Linked DNA regions of Homo sapiens: region 1 is linked to region 2. Evidence: chromatin loops called from intact Hi-C (ENCODE). Cell type or tissue: heart right ventricle. All regions are shown on one strand.

Region 1 (8,000 bases), 120 kb before region 2:
GTTTTTATTTCTCTATCTCTGACAACTAGTTATTTTAAAACTCTAAAGGATAGTAAAGTTTATTCATTTATTTATTTACTCATTTAAATATTATTATAGAGAGTTGGACAAGCTACCTAACCTCTCTTTGCTTCTGTTTTCTAGTCTGTAAAATGGGGCTAAAAGTTGTATCTATTGCACAGGATTGCTGTAATAATTAAATGAATTACTGGATAAAAAATACTTAGAATAGCACCTGTTACAGATGATGATGGTGGTGATAACGATGATGATTATATAAGGGCTTTCAGAATTCAAATATATTTTTTAAAAACCAAAAATTTATATTAAGATTTATAATATCCATTAAGTTTATAGATTTCCATTAAGTTTATAAAATAAGCTTCAAACCTACAGTTTTGAGGCTTGAAGGAAGAGTCCATTGAAATAATGTCAGAAAGGGCTGCAATTTTAGAAAATAAAAGCAGCTTTTGCAAGTTACTCACATTTTCAATGAAAAGATTAAATATTCATTGGCTAATTATTTAGTATTTATAAAACACAATATTAAAACATGATTTGATTCATGTTTGTGACATTTCTAGAGATATATCTTTTTTCTGAAGAAGAGGTAGAATCAAATATATAATGTCATAATTCCTGACACCAATATCACCTATGCAATGCAAGTTTGCATGAAGACATTTGTGGAGGTCTGCATTGAGCAAAGTGGGCTCTGTCCATCAGGAAGCACTTTCTCACTGAGCTTCAGTGTCATTAAATTACAGCACTCCTAAAAACACATTTTTAAAGCTTTTCACAAGCCCACCAAGTTTCTGATAGCCTGTTCTACTTTATGTTAATCCTCTGGTTCTAGAATTTTATATGTATATGATTGGGGTGGGGTGGAGGAGACTCCCTTGAGGATCTGAAAAAGCTATGGATCATCTCCCTGAAAATTCACTTACACGTATCTTTTACATTCAACTTCAGGGACTTCATGGACCAGAGTTCCATCCATAGAACTCACTATTCTAAATGGCGACTATTTGATTTTACCCTGAAATTAAATTTAATATTTCAGTAAAACATCATATGCCCATATGAAATACAGATGAAATTAATTAACACAGATTTAATTTCTATGTAAAGATATCAGATTATATGGTTATATATATTTAAAAATATTGCTGTGTATCTTTTGAAAGTAAAGAACAATAGCTAAATTTCCAAACAATATACCGTATTAGTTTTTAAATTTTTCAAATTGACAGATAAAAATTATGCAAATGTTTTGATGTACAAATGATGTTTTGAAATGTGAATATACTATGGAATGGCTAAATTGAGCTAATAATTAACAAATGTATTACCTCACATACTTATTTTGCTTTGATGAGAACACTTAAAATCTACTCTCAGCAATTTTCAGGTATGTAATACATTGTTATTAACTATAGTCACCATGTTGTATAATATATCCCTTGAACTTTTCCTCCCTTCAGCTGAAATTTTATACCCTTTGACCAACATCTCCCCAATCCCCTCCTGCCCCTAGCCCTTGATAACCACCATCCTACTCTCTGTTTCTATGAGTTCAACTTTTTCAGATTCGACATGTAAGTGAGATCACAAGGTATTTGTCTTTCTGTGCCTGCATTATTTCACTTAACATAATGTTTTCCAGGTTCATTTATGTTGCCACAAATGCCGAATTTCCTCCTTTTTATAGGCTGAATAGAATCTCATTGTGTATATAGGCCACATTTTCCCTATCCAGTTATCCATTGACAGACACTTAAGTTGATTCCATATTTTGGCTATTGCAAGTAATGCTGAGATGAACATGGAAATGCAGATATCTTTATGAGGTGGTGATTTTCTTTCCTTTGGTGTACACTCAGCAGTGGGATTGCTGAATTATGTGGTAGTTTGACTTAATTTTTTGAGGAACCTCCACACTGTTTTCCACAATGGCTGTTTTCCATAATGCCAAAATTTATATTGCCACCAACTCCGTACCATTTTCATGGCTGTTTGTTATTGTTTTCAATTGTGTAAAGAACAGAGCAGGAAGCATGTCAAGAGAGTCTATTCATTACTAAGGAAGGCAAAGGGTAAACTACAGTATGATTATATTGATCCCATCAGCTACATAATAGTATTTGAATAAGATATCCTTCATTTAAAAATATGTAAGTGTTTAAAAGTATAACATTTAGTAAACATGGTAAAGGTTTCAGCAATCTTCTGGTGAATAGGTACTCTTGACATCTCACATCTGTTCCAACAGAGTACTAAAGAGCCAGGAACGCCCAGGTAAGAGCTGAAAACAAAATTCATTTAGATAGCACTACATAAAATTTATATAATCTTCCTATTAAACAAAACTGCGATGACAGACATTTAACATTCCCTCACTTTATGCGTAAGTGACTGAGGTCACATCACAAGACCATTAGAATTAGAGGCAGATATAGAGCCCTGGTGTCTACCCCAGCAGGTGTTAGGATAAATTACACTTGCAGCCTGAGAACTTTTGATGCTACAATATAAGGGGAAAAAAGGTTTCCTATTAACCTTTCAAGTTTCAAGCTGCTTTTCTGAGAACAATAGAGGTCATAGCACACACACACACAAAGAATCAGCTTTGCTTTATCAAAATCCTTTTTGTTCCCACTTCACTGCTCATTATTCTTCCAATCTTTTTACCGAGGCATCAGAAATATTTTAAACTAGGATTAGCCTAGTTACTTTAGTTACATGCAACCCTTAGAACTATAATGTATTAGCCATATATGACATTAACCTCAGTAATATAGTGTCAGAGAGAGAAGCCTCCCACCCCATCCATGTCCACAAACACATTAAAGGAAATTTTAAATTAAATTAACCCAACCAGCATCTCCACCAGCATCCTGATGATATAATATCAAAGACTCTGATGCTTTGCTCCCATACCCACCTGCCAAAAATCTACAAAGGAGAAAAAAGAGAAGACAATGAAAAAAGAGAAAAACTGAAGACAAAAAGTTTGGACCCATACCAAATGATGAACACATAACAATTTAATAGATTATCACACCTCAACCCTCAGGAGCAAACAACAAGCACTTTTGTGATTCATGAGAAAAATGCAAAGACTTTTATTTCATTTTACAAGCTTGCCTGACTTATCTGTGCTTTTCTCTTTCTTCTTCCCATACTCCAAGTGATTTCAAATCTAGGAGGTAATTTTTAAATTGATTTGTAGATGTAGCAAGTGCAGTATTTTATCTTTGTATAGATCAAGAACTATAACGAGGTATTTCAGATTTCTGGGGCATCTTGAAAACATTAGAAATGATTAATGTGAAAAAATGCTACCAACTATAAAGCATTCTTTATCATTAGAAATAAATGATAAACCTAAAGGCAAACTTTATGAGAGAGGCACAACACGTATGCCCGTATGTGCATTTCCCTGGCTGGCTTTTAATAATAGCTAAAATATTGATAATAGCATCATGATTTCCAGTGTCCAAGTTGAAAGGTAAAGAATAAACTGATGTTTAAACTTAAAATATTTATGAAGCCCATATTACTTATACCTTTAAAACACACACCAACTTCAAAAAAAAAAAAAAAAAAGATTGGGCTCCAGAAACTCTTTCAAAGGTCCTTTCACAACTCTCTTTGAGGCCTGCTTCATGAAAAAAATGCTGTTGTCCAAAATTTTTCAGCTTGGAGAATACAATGTTGTTATTGTCTTCCATTTCAGAGGTAGGAAAGCATACATTAGTTTTCTTGGCTCTAGGTTTCCATGACTGAGCAAGGATATGGCTTTGTTCCAGATAGCAGTTTTCAAGGAATTTTGCTTACAAGGAAGTGCTAAACCAGGCACTTTAATTAACATTCATATTTACTTTGTTGCTAAATGAAGGTAAAGATTCTGTTGGCATAGATGAACTCTCACTCCCATAAATCTAAAATCCCTCTAGAGGATTCTGCTCTGGGAAGAGAGTAAGATGCATTAACACTCCATTAATATCTTCCTTGGAAACATTCTTTCTAACATTTATCTCTTCATCATTTCCTGAATCTGTAATGAAATGCTTGTGCTGGCATCTAACAAAAGGATCATGTCCAGGGCCTAACGAAGTGTTAGACACCAAGGTAAGACGCAAGCCGGCTGCACTGGCTCCTAGTGTCGGATACACAATGGTACTTTCTAGACTATATTTAGCTCCAAAGTGATGGTCAGTAGCCCTAGGACTTAAGGCACAGTCTGAAAGAACTTCAAGTTCCAGGGCTGCCAGAACAAGTTAATCAGAGTTCTATTTTCTAGGTCCTAAGCCAGACACTGAGGTAATTTCCATCTGGACATCCTTTTCTAAAGGGAGAGACTTCCTGAAAGTGACATTCTGGAATCACATAATTTCAGGGCAGAAGAGCTCTCCGAGGTCACGTATAGCAGTTTCCTGTCCATTGCTTGAAATGCTACCACAATATTCCTGCCAAGTGGCTCCCATTCAGAGATGAGGAACTCACCACCTTGTGAGGAAACTCATTCCTTATTCAACAGCTCAAACTATTACAAAGCTCCTGTTTTAGTAGAGATTAAATCTTTCTCCTGGGGAATCCCATCTCTTGATCCTGATTCTGGCCTCCAGGGCCCCCAGAACAAGATGAGTCAGTGGAAAAGTTTCACTAGCATAACTTGGTTTGTTTTTTGAAATTCAAAGATGTGTAGAAAAGAAAGTGTTGTGAGCAGTCAAGAATATTGTTAAGGTTGAAGAAAGGCATTTTTGAAGGCTTAAAAAAAGTATGGCTAGCTTTGCTTTTTCCCTAATTATGTATTTCATAATCATAGCTTTACTTCCCCTAAAATTATTCATAAGGCAGTCAAGGATAAGGAAATACTTGTTTATGATAGTTTTACTTGGATTAGGTAAATTGAGTCCTTGGGATACACCTAATCTCTGGGATAATAATAATCATCATTTTCATACATTGAGCACTTATCCTTATAAACAACATTGTGTTCAGTGCTCTATGCAATAGCTGAAGCATTACTGTCCTCATGGTACAAAGGAGAAAACTAAGACTCAGGAAGAGTAAATAACTTCTCTATGGATAATCAGTCAGTAGATGAGCCACAGGTTCAAATTCAGATCTGTCTGATTCCTAAGCTAAATTTATTCTGCTATTCAAACCTTCCTGTCTATTTTTTGGAAAGAATTTCTATAGCACTATCAATCCTCTTTAAAATTAGAAGGTACTACGAGTCTGTTAAGGATGGAATATTGGGGCCTTCCCCATTCAAATGCTAAATCCCTAACCCCCAGTGTGGCTGTATTTGGAGATAGGGCTTCTAAGGCAATAATTATGGTTAAATGAGGTCATAAGGGTGTGGCCCTGATCTAACAGGATTAGTGTCCTTATAAGAGTGTGCTCTCTCTCCCTCTCCCTTTCCCTGTCCCACTTCCTCCTCCATCTCCCTCTCTGCCTTTCTTCCTCTCTCTCCCTCTCTCCATCACCAGAGCACACAGCAAGAAGCCAGACATCTGTAAGCCAGGAAGACAGGCCTCCTCAGAGACCCCACAGGACCTAGATCTGGACGACTTCCAGCCTCCAGAACTGTGAGAAAATAAATTTCTGTTGTTTAAGCCACCCAGTCATAATACATAAATAAGTATTCCGTTGTGGCAGCGTGGGCAAACTAATTTAAAATCTTTCTATCATTTGCTAAAACCTACCAAATATATGAGAAAAGAATGGCAATGAGGCATCTCTCTTGCCAGGACCTTTTGTCATTCTTCCGACCTTCCAGCTGGGAATGAATGAGATGAAAGAGAAGCACGTGGAAATCTCCTTCCCATGGACCACGTGCTGACTGCTGTGCTTTAGAGAAACGACTCCAATTCTTGGTCGACTCTCTTCTTGGTAAATTGAGAGATCTCAATTCTAACACTCTAATATCCTATCTGCATGAAAACAAAACTTCTTCTAATCTTTCTTTCTCATCTTTTTTTGCATATATTTTTCCATTTTTCTCTTTTTCTCAGATATTTGTATTCTCTGGATTTTTAATGTAAACAAATTAGAAGAAAAATTATATAAATGACAGTAATGTTTCAGAAAAGAGATCTCTAGCTTTAAAGTTAATTTTGCTTGTGATCTCATCAATTACATTATTGTATGCTTCCTATAAAAGCATCCCAACACAACTTTTTTTTAAAGCATCTCGAGAATCTAAGAATGTTCTAGCAGTTTCAGGAATTCTTGAAAATCCAAAAAGGTCACTGAAGACATTGGAAGCCCTTCTGCGATTGCCTTTCAAGTGGTCCCCTTTCATAGCCTGACAAATGGGACAGGATCACTACAAAAAGAGACAATAAAATGTAGATTTCCCCACCTGGGGATAATTCTGAGTCCCTCTAAACAAATGTGAGAAGAATAAACATTTACATAATGTTTGCCTTCCAGATGTAAATAATCTGCTCCCAGGAGTTCATTTGATTAGAGAATGTTTCTGAGGAGGTCCAAGGTCATGCATTCGACATCAGCAAATGCTTTGCTCTCTTCTGTGACCGAAAACTGGACTAAAAACTGTATTCATCTAACTCACAAATTCAAACTATTGATGGTCTATAGCAAGTGGTATGAGAAAATAAATAACGAGCTAATGTAATTTGATCATTGTTACAGGGAACAACCCTTAGGGGTATGATTTGGGGTAATCATTGTTATTATTTTTCTATAAAAGAAGGCAAATGATTTAAATTATTTTCAAAATATTAATACTTGAAAGAAGGGAGAATCTACAGAAATTATTGTCATGCGATTATACCTTTTTTTAATAGTGACACAGAGTCGTGTTTTGTGTGTGTGTATTCTCTTGCTCTCTACACACACACACACACACACACACACACATAATTAACTTTTCCATCTTCTTCTCAAAGACTTCTCCAGGTTTCTTTACGTGTATTTAAATTAAGTAGATTCAGAAATAATTCATTAAGCATTTTAAGATGGATGTTCAGTCATTTGGCCTTTGCTAGTCTAACATGATTAAAAACATAGATAATGGAGCCACACTGCCTGATTGCAAATCCTAGCTGACACTTACCTATAAAACCTATGGCAAGTTATTTGACTGCCCTCTGCTTCAGTTTCCTCATTTGTAAGATTGCCTCATAGGGTTGGCACGAGAATTAAATTAGTTAATAAATGCAAAATGCTAAAAACAGTAGCTGGTACATTATAAAAGCTACAGAACTTGGTATTATTAATTCATACTTACGTAGCATATTGTAGCTTCAAAATGAAGCTAATAGACAGTTTTGAAAAATTATTTTTTTCTCAGTCCTCTGTGATTGGTGGCTTCATTTGATTGTAGTGTTATAATGTGATAATGCAGGCTGCAATGGAGAAATGTGGTAATTTTGCTAAAATCAGCTTTCCCCTTGCCCAAGGTATAAGGATGTGATGTCTTCTCTCATACTATAGCAATGAAAGTACATCAACCTTAGAAAAATGGTTTAAGGGAAAAATAAAATTAAATTAAATTAAAATAAAAACCCTTTCCTCATTCTTCCTACTTAAAATTACATATTGTTAAGCAGCCCCTAAAGCAAGCAAGCTTTTCCAACTTCTTGAAAAAACACCTATGAAGGCACCCTCCAAAAGGAGATAAGTCACAATAATGAAAAGTGAGAGTAAGGGAAACCCGTGACAAGAACATGGAAGAATTTCCCACTAATTACAAGGCCAATGAAACTAATCGAAAAACACAATAAGAGATCATAATTGCAATGTCAACTCTAAAGTGGGACTATAGAGCCGATGTTCCGATGCTCCTCCCCTACCATCTCTTTTTGATTCATACATACAGGGACTACAACAAATATACAACTGGTCAGCCACCCCTCTCTTGGATGCTCCTCATGCCCTATCCAGTTCTTTCCTCACTAACTCTCCTTCCAAGGAGACTGAGCTAGAAGGAAACAACTGGACAACAAGTTTGGGAAGAGAAG
Region 2 (8,000 bases):
AAAAAATACAAGAACTTGCCTTTTCATATATAAGCACCTAAGTATCATGTTGCTTAATACTAAAGAAATTTTAAGAGACTCACTTTCCATGAGTGATGATAAAAGAAACTATCATGTTCATAAATGTATTAACAATGTTTATCTGAAATAAACATCTCAACTCATGGGAGTTTTTCATGACTTACATGAGTTGAATCCACTAGATGTTTCCAATGGCCATATTCCAAGGGCTTCTAAATTGTTAGGTCTAAGATATCTACCAAGCCCTCAAAGGTCCATGAAGGAAGATTTAATGATTACCCAGGGGTCTTATTCATGATGTCCTTCTTCTCTGTCCTTCTACTAATATGCTGCCTTTAATATAGTTCCCTGAAGCTACACAGGAAAAAAAGGTAAAAATATAAGAGCCTCTTCTTCAAAAGTCACTGAGAATGCAAGAGTTTGTAATGGGAAGCTCAAGATAAAGAAATCATTTTCTTTCAGTCATCATCTCTAGCTATAGGATAGGAGATGGAATCTTTTTAATAGAACAGAAACAGCAGGAAAGGAAGTGAAGGTGGTTTACTAACATAAACGTATGCCAAAGGGAATAAACCAAAACAAAAAAAAAAAAAAACTCTGCACTAACACAATAAGAGCGAGCCAGGAATTCAGAATCTAACAGTTCTACAGTCCTTTTCACTGTAGACATTAAGACAATTTAATTGAAGAATATTTTTCAATCTGTGAATCTAAGAAGTTTGTCCTTGTACATCACCTTGCCTATATTTTCTTTGGTGATTATATCCTTTGCTTTCCCATAACAGGCCTTGGTATGCTGCTTAAAATAATATTTGGGGCTTTATTTGCCATCCTTTTGAATGAGACATGTTGATTTTATTAAAGCAAGTTGGGTCTGCATTCTTTCTTTACTATTATTACAGGTAGACTTGACAGACACAGGACCTTTGTTTTAAAATGCTCTGCTCTGGAGGAAACCTTGTTAAATAAGTTCCATTTTACCTGCTGGGCAGTTACATTCTGAAGGTGCTTCTCTTGCGATTCTTATTTTAGCCATATGTTCATAGGATTTCTGTAGGAAAAGAAGAGTTATTAATAATCATCAGTAGCACTGTAGAGGGATGGAGTCTTTAGGGACTCTGGCCATACGCCTGATTTACCGGCATTTCATAACCTGCATAACTAACATTTACATATGTACTTGGACTCTAGTCAAGAAAGTAACCATGCCTAAGTCCTAAAAAAAGAAAATGACCACTGATAGGGTATCAAGATTGCTGGACTTGTATAACATCTTTCTCCATTCTTCTCTACCACCACTCTCTCCCTCAGCTCAAGCATATGCAGTCAATGTAAAAACCTAGCACTAAAATGTTGCAGTATTAGGTAAGCTGTGGCTTACCAATAACAGCCAATATTTTATACATGAAGGTCAACTGCTTTATTTATCATGCTAGGCTGCAACTACTGCCAAATAGGCTCCCGGCTAGGGTAAGGTTCCAGAAAACCCCCTTACTCTAGTCTAAAGGTACCCTTACACATAACATAGATTCCTCTCAACTCTCAATTCCAAGGGCTCTGCATTCATAAATACCCCGGCACTGCATCCTTTACCAAAAATAAAGCTACTTTAAAAAAAAAAAGTTTAAACTTTTAATATGAAAAGATTCAACGTGTGAAATTATTGATTTTAAATTATATATGACATTATTTTACATTTAAGAGTGATTACCTTTTTTATATATTAATAACATCTATGACCCTAACCATCTTACAACATGTAAAAGATTTAACAGATGCTATCTCTGCAAGAAATATTCTCTCCACAATTGGGTTTGACTTAGGACAACTAAAAAGAGATAAAATGCCCTTTCCGAACCCTTTTAGACCTTCCTATGTGTTTAACACGCAAACATTAAGAGAGAGTGAGGGAAGATTAGAGATAGGGATGGGGACATCAAGGGATGTGCACATATAAATATATGCTACAGTGAGCATAGATCCTTGGCCAACACATGCACGCGCGCGCACACACACAGCCACACCAAGTATGGGTACAGTAAGGGTAGCGGCTAGTCATGCACACAGAGTCACGCTTGTACAAGATGTTACCCACGTGCAAAATACCCCAGCCTCTCACACCTGAGCCAGAAGTCGCTCCACTTTCTCTTGCACCATAGTCTTGAGGTGATCCAGGGTATCAGGCAGCAGATGAATGGAAGGGGCCCCTTTGGCGGATTCGAGAGCGGCGATCCTCGCCTGGAGGTCGTTGGTTTTCACACCCAGGTACAGGCAAGACACCACGGCCACCACTGACAGGAGGGCCGCCAGGACGGCACACGGGGGCATGGTCCGGGCACAATGCTGTTCGGCAGGGGTCGGGTCCTCGGATCTGGGCTCCCGGCCCCCTCCTTTCCCTGCGTGCTTCTTCAGCAGCATCGTGGCGGGGTCGGCCGTCTCGGCTTCGCTTCCCACCCTCTACACCTCAAATAATCCTAAAAGGAAAGAAAAAGGTCGATTCCTCCAAAGTTCAGTCCCTGTGGCTGCACAACTAGTTGGTGGAGTCAAGCCCACGAGCGGATACGGACCCCTGCCTTGCTCAGCGTCCAGACCCGCAGGCGTGCACCATCCCCGCTTTCTTCTCTCCTCCCAGCTGGAAGTGAAAAGCACCCTCCGTCCGGGGACTGGGTGGCGGTGGGGTAAAAAGCAAGACGAAACCCACCCAGACAGCTCTTCCGACTCCCAGAGGACCGACACCTCTTTCGAGGGCCCCAACAGTGGCCGCTCAGGGTCCGAGGGCAACGGCCGAGGCGCCACGCGGGGCCGCGGCTCGCCCTGGCCACGGAGGACCGGACCTGTTGCGCCTCTGTGAGTTTGCCTTATTTCTACCTACTCGGTGTCTTTCGGCACGCCGACCTGTTTCCCACCTGCATTCAGTTCAAGGCAAAAAGGCTGTGAGAGCACGCTACAGCGCAGCGCGAAAGGGGCGACTAAGGTGGAGAAGAGAGAGGAAAACGAAATAAACCCAAGGAACCAATGCTACTCGCGAAGCCGAAGTCGCGGCTGCCCGAAGGATCTCCGCAGCCCCGCGTGCGCGATCCTTAAATACCCTTCGCGATGCTCGCGTGAGTGTGTGTGTGAGTGTGTGAGTGCGCGCGCGCTCCGAGCACGACGTCCCTCCCCCGACCCCCTCCCGGCGCCCGGCGTCCGGCCTGCCGCTCCCGCTGCTGCGCGCCCCCCTTCCGAAGGCAAAGCAGGAGCCCGCCTTATTATCATAATGTATTCACCTTGGCCCAGCCCGCGGGCCGGCCCGGGGAACCCCCAAGGGAGGCGGGAAGCTTGGGTGGGAGCGGGGCAGGAGGTCTGTTATTAGCATAATGTATGCAAATAGCTGGAGCGGCCACCGTGATTGGAGAGGAGCCTGGCGACCCCTCCCCCTGCGCGGAGTAACTTCAGCATCTCCGAGGGCCACCTCTCTGGCCTGGGCCGGGGCCGAAGCGGGGTCGGCTGCGCAAGAGGCGGCAACTTTGGCTTATACTGACTCAGCCCAGCGCCCCCTTTTTATCCCACATAAAAATGGAGAAATGGCCTCCGGGAGGAAGATGTGAAGCGGCACGCTCTATCTCTACTGATCTTCACTCAAAAGCAGCCGCAGGAGCTGTTGCTATCTCGCTGTGGTGCAGCGCTTTTCCCTCCTCCCTCACTTTCCCACATGCCCAGAGGCAAAGTGTCTGGCCGACGTCTGAGGTACATTTCCCCACTTCCCTTCTCTTCCCACTGCAGCCCTCAGATTGTCCAACGAGGGGAAGTTTTCCTTCCCCTCCCCCAGTTTCCTTGTCTTGACGGCACTGAGTCTCCTCCCAGCTCTGTATTCCTAGTCTGTACTAGGGTGCTAATGTGTTTTCCTGATTCCCTGTTTTGCGGGATTGGAAAAGGGAGTGTTGAGGTATACACATTTCTCAGGATTTAGGAAAGGAATGAAGAATGAAGTCAGTTTTTCCTTTTACCTGACTCTTAATGCTGTTCTCTCTGGATCAAATTACAAGGTCTCTAATGGGATTTTGGAAAGTTGGTAACAAGTAGCATTTGACATCTAATTGACTTTGGGGAAAACAGAAATCCCACCTCTTATTCCAAAGAGTTCCTTCTTATCTCCCTATAAAAAAAAAAACCATATATTTTTCCTATTCTCCTTAATTAAGCTAACCTGAAGTCGTTGCTTACTATTGTAAACAGTCAACAAAATACTTCACTAAGTTGGTCTTTCACATGTGTAAACGGATATTGCTAGGTGTGAAGCAAGGTAAGGAAATAACAGCATTAGAGGAAGAAAGAGACTAACATTGGAGGAAAACTCAATGAATTTGGCTATAAAGTCAAAACCATAATTCATTTGTATTACACAGTGGTTCTCAAAGGATGGTCCTAGACCAATAACATCAGCATCACCTGAGAACTTGGACATTAAAATTCTAGGTTCCTACCACAGATCTGAATCAGAAACTGCTACTACCACTACTGAAATAATAATTTTAAAAAAAACAGCAATCTGTGTTTTAACAAGCCCTCCAAATGATTTTGATATATACTACTAAAGTTTGAGAACCACTGGTATAATACTTTCCAAAATATTTTCAAATACTTTTTGTATTTGAACCTCATAACCCTGCGATGTGAGGATTTACTGTTCCTCTTTTAAATATAAACAACGTTTTTAAATAAATTTTAAAACAGATAAATTTCAAGTCACATTTAATTGTGATTAAACATGTTTCCAATAACAGGACCCAAATAATGGGTACAAATATTTTAATGTACAAACTCTTTCTGTAACCTCTAGCTGTTCCTTAGTCTCATTTGCAGGCTTTTCCTCTTTCATTTCTCTGAAAGTTGGTGCTCCTTGGGTCTCTGTCTATTCCATCTTCTCTGTATACTCTCTCCAGTAGAGTTCCCATTACACTGATGAGTCATAAATTCATATCAAAAGCCCAAACCTCTCTCCTGAACCTCAGATCCATATAGCCAGTTGCCTCTTTGTCATCTCCGTTTGGATGTCTCACTCTCATTTCCAATGTAACCTGCAGCTTACCTCCAAATTCTGTCTGCTTCCTCTGTTTCCCATCTCAGCCAATGGAGTTGCCATCCATCCAGTCTCCCCAAGCCAAAATACCCAGTTGCCGGCCCTGACTTCTCCCTTGCCCTCCTCTCCTCATCTATTTAGAGTCCTTCAATAATTCTGGTTGTCCTTAGGACAAAGATCTTACATCTTTCAACCCCCACAACAAAGCCCCCTGTCTACCATCTCACTAGCCTCATTGCTCATTCTTCCTCTCAAACTCTCCACATCAGTTTCTCTGAAGTATGGAGACAATGAGAATAAAGAGCTTTTTCTTTTGGACAACATACCACTCTTAAAATTTCAGTAGAAAAGCCATTTTCTGTCTTGACTGATGCCTACAGTAGGTTACACATTTAATTTGGATGATGCAATGTTCTTATAGCATGCTTTGTGTAAATTGGCCATGAGAAGGTACATTAACAACTCTGGCAAGCCTTCAGCACTATTAGATCTTAGTAGAGAGATAGAGTTGGAATTTTGTGGCTTTGAGATCTTTATCCAGAGGATTAGATTTGCTTTATGTCTTTGGTGGGCACAATACCTCAGAAATTTACCAGCCATTAGCGCTAAGATTTCAAAACCTGGTAGACTCTCTGCATCAAGCACAGAGAACGTGTGGATCAACAAAGCTCTGAGGATTTGAACGCATGCTGTTCTGTAGATTGATCAAAGCATAGTTATTTTGGTTCCCATGTGGAGGCTTCCAAAAAAGTAAAAATAGTACTAAAAATGCTATAGTCTAGCTGACTCCAATTTGCCTGACTAATATCAATGGTATTAATAGTAAAATGCAAACAGCTGGCTATAGGACAGGTATGCAGTGGGAAGAATAATGGACACCCAAAGATGTCCATGTCCTAATCTCCAAAACAGTGAATGTGTTACCTTGCATGCTGAAACAGATTGGCAGATATGATTCAGTTAAAGATCTGGAAGTGGGGAGATTTTCTTCAGTTATGTTGGTGGGCCCAGCGTAGCACAAGGGACCTTCTAAGTGGGAGGGAGGGTCTCAGAGTGAGAGGCAATGTAACAACAAAAGCAGAGGTGAGAGTGATGTGAATACTGGTGTAGAAGATGGAAGGGAGTCACAAATCAAGGAATATAAGCAACTTCCAGAAGTTGCAAAAGATGAGGAACAAGTTCTCCTCTACAGCCTAGAGAAAGAACACAGCCCTGCCAACACCTTGATTGTAGGACCTCTGGCTATCAGAACTATAATTAATGTTTGTATTGTTTTAAACCACTAATTTGTGATAATTTGTTACAAGAGCAAAGGAAACCAATATCATCGCAATCACAGGAAATCAATGTTCATCTGCTACAGCATAAGTGATATTGGAACCACCATAATGCCCTATAACTCAAGCAGGCCCTGTAGTAACAAAGCCCTGTCTGTCAAATGTTTATACATTTCTATTTCATTGATATGCCCACTGGGAAAGGATCAGAGAGATATGCCCTCTCTCATGTCATGTAAAATTAGGATGCCCTTTATGAAGGCATATTAAACTGAATAAAATAATTTGTTTCCTTGATTCCTCCCATTAATGCAACTCAAAAACAATAAATCATCCAAGCTGTACAGTCACTGTCATCTCTCCTCCCTACTAATGCTAGCCTAGCCAGGATCCTGACCCAGGACTCAGCATTGCTACTGCTTGTTTTGTTTATTTATTTATTTATTTATTTTGAGAGTGCATCTCACTCTGTTGCCCAGGCTGGAGTCCAGTGGCATGGTCATGGCTCACTCCAGCCTGGACCACCTGGGTTCAAATGATCCTCCCACCTCAGCCTCCTGGGTAGCTGGGACCACAGGTAATCACCAGGCTAATTTTTTATTTTTTGTAGAGATAGGGTCTCACTGTGTTGTCCAGGCTGGCCTCGAACTCCTGGACTCAAGTGATCCTCCTGCCTTGGCTTTCCAAAGTGGTGGGATTACAGGCATAAGCCACTGCACCCAGCCCACCACTAGTACTATTGTTACCAATCTCCATGCCAGAAAAAATGAAATAAAGACTAATGACAGAGAGGCACATCAGGAAGTTTAATAAAGAAAGCACCTGGAGAAAGAGCAAGAAAAGATAAAGCAGAAAATTGAGACAGAAGAAAGGAGCTTTTTAAGTGGGTAAAAGTGTTCATTTTTAAAAAAGAAAAAGACATAATCCACTCCTGTATACCTCTAAGAGGCTAATCTTTAAAGGAGATAAAGCATAGAAGTGAGGAACTAACGTATATTAAAATTTCTGATGGTTTATGTGTATTTAGAAAGATTATCTGCCCAAAGTAAACAGCTGAGATAATCATGGTATGCTCTTTTTAGATATTAACTACATTGCAAAAAAAATTTTAGTTTCATTAGAAAATATATTTTAGCACCATTAGTTTTTGAGGCTTGGGTTTTTATAACCACAATTTTAACCTAAGTTCACCAACAAAGCTATCAAGCAGAAGCGAATGTATGAAGAGATTTGTGGCCATCTTTTTTTTTTTTTTTTTTTTTTTTTTTTTTGACACTGAGTTTCACTCCTGTTGCCCAGGGTGGAATGCAATGGCATGATCTTGGCTCACTGCAACCTCTGCCCCCCGGGTTCAAGCAATTCTCCTGCCTCAGCCTCCTGAGTAGCTGGGATTACAAGGCATGCGCCACCACGCCCAGCTAATTTTGTATTTTTAGTAGAGACAGGGGTTTCTCCATGTTGGTCAGGTTGTCTCGAACTCCCAGCCTCAGGTGATCCGCCCACCTCAGCCTCCCAAAGTGCTGGGATTACAGGCGTGAGCCACCACGCCCAGCCTGTGGCCATCTTTATATACCCACAACCACCAGTTACGTCCACTAAGTACCTTAATAAAGAAAATGGGAGAATACACTGTGTATAGTATT

The links. Peaks named below come from ENCODE experiments on the same cell type or tissue, not always from the same donor. Only the 100,000 strongest peaks of a DNase experiment are listed, where the experiment ranks them.
Region 1: a loop joins it to region 2, with 4 times the contacts of the local background. A loop is called at or near these places in 7 of 110 quality-filtered maps.

Annotation. Positions count from the first base shown.
Region 1 is chr4:109,180,333-109,188,332 of GRCh38, forward strand. The region is part of intron 3 of COL25A1 (collagen type XXV alpha 1 chain); the gene reads right to left. It overlaps LOC124900754 (a long non-coding RNA gene), which reads left to right and starts at 5,538. Exons shown (of 4, transcript XR_007058223.1): 1 at 5,538-5,600. RefSeq lists enhancers at 6,088-6,615, 7,992-8,000. In heart right ventricle, no CTCF peak of the experiment used is centred here; DNase peaks (open chromatin) are centred at 4,159 and 4,469; H3K27ac peaks cover 2,730 bases.
Region 2 is chr4:109,299,581-109,307,580 of GRCh38, forward strand. It overlaps COL25A1 (collagen type XXV alpha 1 chain), which reads right to left and starts at 3,078. Exons shown (of 38, transcript NM_198721.4): 1 at 2,589-3,078; 2 at 2,143-2,495; 3 at 1,003-1,072. The coding sequence starts at 2,439. COL25A1-DT (COL25A1 divergent transcript) reads left to right here and starts at 3,455. Exons shown (of 3, transcript NR_160939.1): 1 at 3,455-3,747. RefSeq lists an enhancer at 3,150-3,932. In heart right ventricle, no CTCF peak of the experiment used is centred here; DNase peaks (open chromatin) are centred at 3,271 and 3,699; H3K4me3 peaks cover 2,080 bases; H3K27ac peaks cover 735 bases; H3K27me3 peaks cover 4,104 bases.